Linked DNA regions of Homo sapiens: region 1 is linked to region 2. Evidence: read pairs that join two places in POLR2A ChIA-PET (ENCODE). Cell type or tissue: PC-9. All regions are shown on one strand. Links, peaks and the distances in the headings refer to the core of each region. The heading gives the core; the rest is flanking DNA.

Region 1 (2,924 bases), core at 270-2,769, 120 kb before region 2:
GTATGGCACATCTCCCTGAAACATCATTTTTTTCCTTCTGGGATTTTGGGAGAAAAGGCACATTATTTTATCCAAATTAATACAGGTCTCCTATGGAGCAAAGGCAACATTTACAAAAACTTTTAAATGAAAATATCAAACTTAAAATTGTTTTTTCTTGCAATAGATCACTTGTATACTACCTTGAGACTCATAGCCTCACTCCAGGAAGACACAGCACTCTCTTGCACCAATGAGGAATGCTTACATGAAATGGTTTGAAAATGGATACATTTAAGGCAGAAGATTAGATACGTTAAAATAGATTTTTAAATGTAATCAATGTTTTCAGTTTGGAAATGGATAGATTTAAGGCAGAGGATTAGGCCCGCTAAAATAGATTTTTAAATGTAATCAAAATTTACAGTTTTGAGCTAAATGTAAATTAACCAGTGTTATAAGTGAAAACTAAACAATAAAATTAGGAGAGGCTTATGTGGAAGTCTGCCGTGCATTGACTTGTGCTGGAACTTGCAGCAAGTCATTTTACTTTACGTTGCCTCTGATTCTTCTCCCATTAAATAGGATTTAATGACTTGCCTTCTTATTTTAGTACATAGCATGTTTAAAGTACCATAAGGCAGGCAGATCACCTGAGGTCAGGAGCTCAAGACCAGCCTGACCAACATGGAGAAACCCCGTCTCTACTAAAAATAAAAAATTAGCTGGGCATGGTGGCACAGGCCTGTAATCCCAGCTACTCAAGAGGCTGAGGCAGGAGAATTGCTTGAACCCGGGAGGCAGAGGTTGCGGTGAGCCAAGATCGCACCGTTGCACTCCAGCCTGGGCAACAAGAGTGAAACACTGTCTCAAAAAAATAAAATAAAAAACTAAATAAGGTACCATGGTTGGTTCTGCAGGATGCACTAGCTATAGGCTGGCCTGTCTAGGGGGTGGGGAAAAGACAATGTACCTGGGGCTGTATTTCAATCAGATGAAGAAAGGCCCCCACAAGGTGTTATTTGGTGAGGAATGAAGGGATTCTATCTAATTCAGGGAATCCACAAGAGCTTTGGAAGAGTAGATCCAAGTTCAGTTAGGCATGGAAGGATAGCTGGGATTGCAGGTGTTGAAAAGTGTAAGATGTGTTCTGGGCACAAAGTACATTCCAACGTGGGTGAAGCACAGAGGAAGTGAATGGTGGGGCTGTAAGACCAGAAAGACAGGTTGAGCACTGCTGTGGAGAACCCTAAGGTGAATTTGTACATGTGGTGATTCAGCTGACAGCGGGTAGCCTTTGAGAACCTGAGAGAACAGATGGGGTGATGCAATTGAATCCGAGCTGCAGAAGGATTAAGGGACTGCAGTTAGGTGGATGGGATAGAGATAGGAAGGTAGAAGGTTGGTCAGGGACTGTTTCAGTAGTCCTGATGAGTCATATTTTAGCCTAAATTAGAGCTGTGATAGAATAAGAAAGTGGGGAGTTATCCAAGATGAATTGCAGAGCAAAAATCTTCAGGTTTTAGGAAATGATTGACAGAAGTGGGCAAAGACAAAGTAAAATCTAAGATAACCTGGTGCTTCTGAGTCTGATTGCAGGAGGTTGGTAGCCACACGGTAAGGGAAAGGAGGCCCCTAAGGTGCTCATTGTCAGGTTTGTGCAAGTGCAGAGTTGGCACCTGAGAATGAGTGCCTTTTTAAATTGTGAGCTGGGCACCTTGCAGTCCAGTCCCTAAGTTCCCTGGGTACCATTGGCAGGAGTACAGATAGATGTCAGAGGAACTGAGGAGGAAAGAGGTGTCTCTAATTTTGGACAAGCTGAATTTAAGTGTTTGAAGTGTCCAAAGAAATATGTCTAGCAAGACAATTAAAATACTGTTTTCTAATAGAAAAGAATGAAGTAGGAGGAAAGGGAGAGGAAGAGAAAGAGTGGATGGAATAGAAAGATAGTGGGGAGAGAGGGAGGGGAAGAGAGACATTGAGAAGGAAGAGGAAGGTGGGGGAGAGAACATGAGTGAATATCTGCATGAGGTAGTGGCTGAATCATGGAAGTGGTTTCAATTATCCAGACTCAGGCTCACACCCTAGTGGCCCCCACAGTGTTTCTAGCATTGCAATTGTAACAGTCACTTATTTAGCACTTACAATTACATAGCAAGTACTTACATAGTGCTGAGCATGTGCCAAACAATGGTTTTCATACTTCGTATAGATTCACTTATCTAATATCTCCAAGGAGAAGTGACTTGCTAAAGCCTCAAGCAGCCATGCATGTCTCAACTGTTATGCAAACCTTGGCAGTCAGAGCCTGTGCTCTTCCTGTGCTTTGTTCCCTGAGTTTGGATACCTTCAAATGGGAAATGGTCCCCTTTTATCTTAAACCCAACAACTTCACCCATTTAGTTTCTGCCAGTCTCTGAAAGCATTTGCCTCTGGCCATAGAGAATGATTTTGGATAAGACCACCAGCACAGGGCAGAAATGTGCAGAGTGTATACAGTGGGGACCAAAGTAAAAGAGATGCCAGAGGTAATGGAGAACAAAGGGCATAGATGCCACAATAGGATCAGAATGGTGCCGAAAGGTGGCAATGGGGAGGGAGAGATGCTCCAAGGGTCAAATTTCAGAGATTACATCTGGATAAAAGCATGGAAACTGCAGATTGAAAAGTTGTTTGCAGTCTTTGATAGAGCAATGGAAGCAATGATGAGCGATCAACTCATTTTAAGGAAAGAGGAGGTGTTGAGATGCCGAAGTGAGGGATATGGAAGTCTTGATGTGTGGGGGCAAAGAGCCAGAGAGCAAAGCCAGAAGTGGCAGCCTATAGAAAGAATTCATGGATGTTGTAAAAACTGGCTGTGGGCCCTGGAGAAGAACAGCGAGGAAAGAAACAGTCTTGGATTCAAATCTTCATTCTGTCCCTTACTGTGTAACCTGAGGAAAGTG
Region 2 (2,924 bases), core at 204-2,703:
CAACTTAATTTGGCTCAATGAACTCATCTTCTCCCAGGAAGGGTTTTATGATGTGTATTTATTCACATCATAGAATAGGGAACAAACTTAAAAAGGCAAAACTCATTTTGCACACAGGCCAGTGGCAGATGAGAATTTGGAACTCACAGTGAACTGTGGCTTTGGAAAGATCACCCACTTCATGTAGTATTTTAAATGTGTTTTGTGAGCGAGTACCTAAGGTAGTAGAAGACACAGTTACAAGTATGATCAATCAACCTTAGGCTATTTAAAAGTTCTAAAAAAAAAAAAAGAAGCATGAGGACTTTTCTGCACCTTAGAAAAGTGAACAAAATAATACATGCTCTTAACAGTGATAGCAATTGCATTTGTGCCCACAGAGGAAGAAACATTCATTTATAAAGGACAGGTAAAAGATGGGTTTTGAAAGATGTCACCTCAGTGAAAGAAATCTGTGAATGCAGCCATTTCTGACTTTGTTCTGAGTCAAATAACCTTGTTCTAACCATTGCCTTCCCTCCCAAATCTTGAATAAACACAAACACACACACACACAGCTATGTTATCGAGCTAATTACTTTAGTTTCCTTATCTATAAAATATGGATAATAGTATCAACCTCCTAAATCTCTTATGAGAATCAAATGAGATGATCATGCAAAGACACCACTTAGCAGTGTCTATCTGGCAAATGTCATTATGAGACTGCAGTCAATGTTGCAAATTAGTACTATGTTTATGATTCAATAGATACCTCAAGTATGTAAACATACTTGAACTGGTCTGCAGTCCATAATTTAACTTGGATGTATAAATGAATCACTTTGAGCAGGTCTATGCACTCAAATCATTGAAGGCCAATGTGAAAAAACAAACAAACAACAAAAAAAAAACCTCTGAGCACTCTTAATTTTTATTTTTGTCTTATTTGTTCAAATGCCAAGTATAGGCATCTTACAATGATACCATGTGTGTCCCCAGAAAACTTCACATTTTGGAAAAATTGCACACTAAAAATAATAGGGTCTTTGGGAAAAATGCATTAATAATAAGATATTTAAATCCAATACAGGTTTGAAATCAAGACTCTAACACAAACAGTTAGAATCCTAATAAGAAATTATGCTATTATGGTTCAATTTCCATGGGCATTTGCCATAAAATTTCAGTCATTCCAACCCTTGTGGCCTTTTACCATGGAGTCATGCTTTATTTTTCTTTTAAAATGAATGTCCTTGAAACAGTCACTTCTATAGAAAGAAGTTTAACCAAAACTTAAAATACTATCCAAGGGTAGCCTTTTTAATCATTAATTTTCTTTTTAACATGAGAGAAATATCTTCAGGCTTCATCTTTTCTTGAAACTCCCCAAAGAGCTTAACATATAGAAAATCTAGCAGTTTTTCAAACCACTAAATAAGTCACATTTTACACAAATGAAAGGCATTTCTGCAGATTATATAGGTTTTATCTTAAAGTCTTAATATATTATGAAGTTTTTTCTCTATTAGTAAGAAAGCTTGACTATAATGGGTTTAAAACATTAGCATGTTGGGGGAAATTGCATAAACCCACATAACTTCCACTGACCTCAGCCTCCTCTTTACCAGTCATGGTAGAGATAATTAACATTAAAGAAACACATTATGGGAGAACAGACTATGATTGCATCATTATTATAATGACAACAAATGTAACCCTTATTTCCTATTAAAAAACACTTTCGATTAATGATAAGGAATGTTCTAAAAGACTAGATTGTTGCAGAGTTGAATAAATATCCATGAAATTGAGCTCTAAGAATGTAAACAGAGATTCTGTTGAAACTACTTTCACAGGATACATTGTCTATATCTCACACTGGAGACAATTTTGTAGCAGAAAAACTTTGGAGAAAAGAAAAAAAACCCAGGTGGGTGGGCAGCAGTGGAACCAGATGAACATTCTCTGTGGAGCTTCACCAGCGATTGCATAGAACTCTGTGATTTTACAGTGAAGACTGTCTGTTCCTTTCCATGACTTACAGAAACCAGGAACTTTGCTCCAAAGAAAAGGGCGATGGCATTTTGAAAACTAGCTAACCGTCAGAGGCAATTGCAGCGGAACTTTGGCCACCGTTGGATCATTTCCACTTCTCTCCCACTTACTTGACAGCCTGAGTCATTTTTAGATCTGATTTCACAGTCAAGAGTGAATCTGAGTCCCAAGACATCTCCCTGTTGGTCTTGTAGGTAAAAGGGAATAGAAAGATGTAGGAGAAGGGAATTTTCAGTTCTCAAATAATTTATGCAAGTATATACACACATACACATGCACACACATATGTGTATGTGTGAGCCTTGTTAACTGCAATGTTGGGAATGACTGTGTGTGGCCACGACCAAATTGCTGGGACACACAGAAGAAAGATTATTCTCTTTTAGTCACATGCAATAGTCGATCTTTCCTATAAATATATTTTGAGCAGGCCGGACACAGTGGCTCATGTCTGTAATCCCACCCCTTTAGGGAGGCCCAGGCGGGCAGATTATGAGGTCAGGACTTCGAGACCAGCCTGGCTAACGTGGTGAAACCCCGTCTGTATTAAAAATACAAAAATTAGCTGGACGTGGTGGCAGATGCCTGTAATCCTAGCTACTCGGGAGGCTGAGGCAGGAGAATTATTTGAACCCGGGAGGCGGAGATTGCAGTGAGCCAAGATTGCACCATTGCACTCCAGCCTGGGTGACAGGGTGAGACTCCGTCTCAAAAAAAAAAAAAAAAAAAAAAAAAAAAAAAATATATATATATATATAGAGAGAGAGAGAGAGAGAGAGAGAGAGAGCAAATACTTGACTATTAGTTTGAAAGGAACAAATTATTTGCATTTTTGAGATATAAGTATGTTTTAGTACAATGCTGTTTGAGCTATTTGACACCAACCT

What was found. ChIA-PET counts read pairs that join two places held together with the same protein. Peaks named below come from ENCODE experiments on the same cell type or tissue, not always from the same donor. Only the 100,000 strongest peaks of a DNase experiment are listed, where the experiment ranks them.
Region 1: POLR2A ChIA-PET joins it to region 2 with 5 read pairs; 1 of 35 experiments calls an interaction of 5 or more read pairs at or near these places.

The regions. Positions count from the first base shown.
Region 1 is chr5:96,733,028-96,735,951 of GRCh38, forward strand. The region is part of intron 9 of CAST (calpastatin); the gene reads left to right. Among named protein-coding and RNA genes, the nearest start is that of CAST, 72 kb to the left of the region's middle. RefSeq lists an enhancer at 997-1,529. In PC-9, for the core only: no CTCF peak of the experiment used is centred there; a DNase peak (open chromatin) is centred at 1,224; H3K4me3 peaks cover 476 bases; H3K27ac peaks cover 2,332 bases.
Region 2 is chr5:96,853,572-96,856,495 of GRCh38, forward strand. It overlaps a transcript of ERAP1 not described here. Among named protein-coding and RNA genes, the nearest start is that of ERAP2, 21 kb to the right of the region's middle. In PC-9, for the core only: no CTCF peak of the experiment used is centred there; no DNase peak of the experiment used is centred there; H3K27ac peaks cover 954 bases.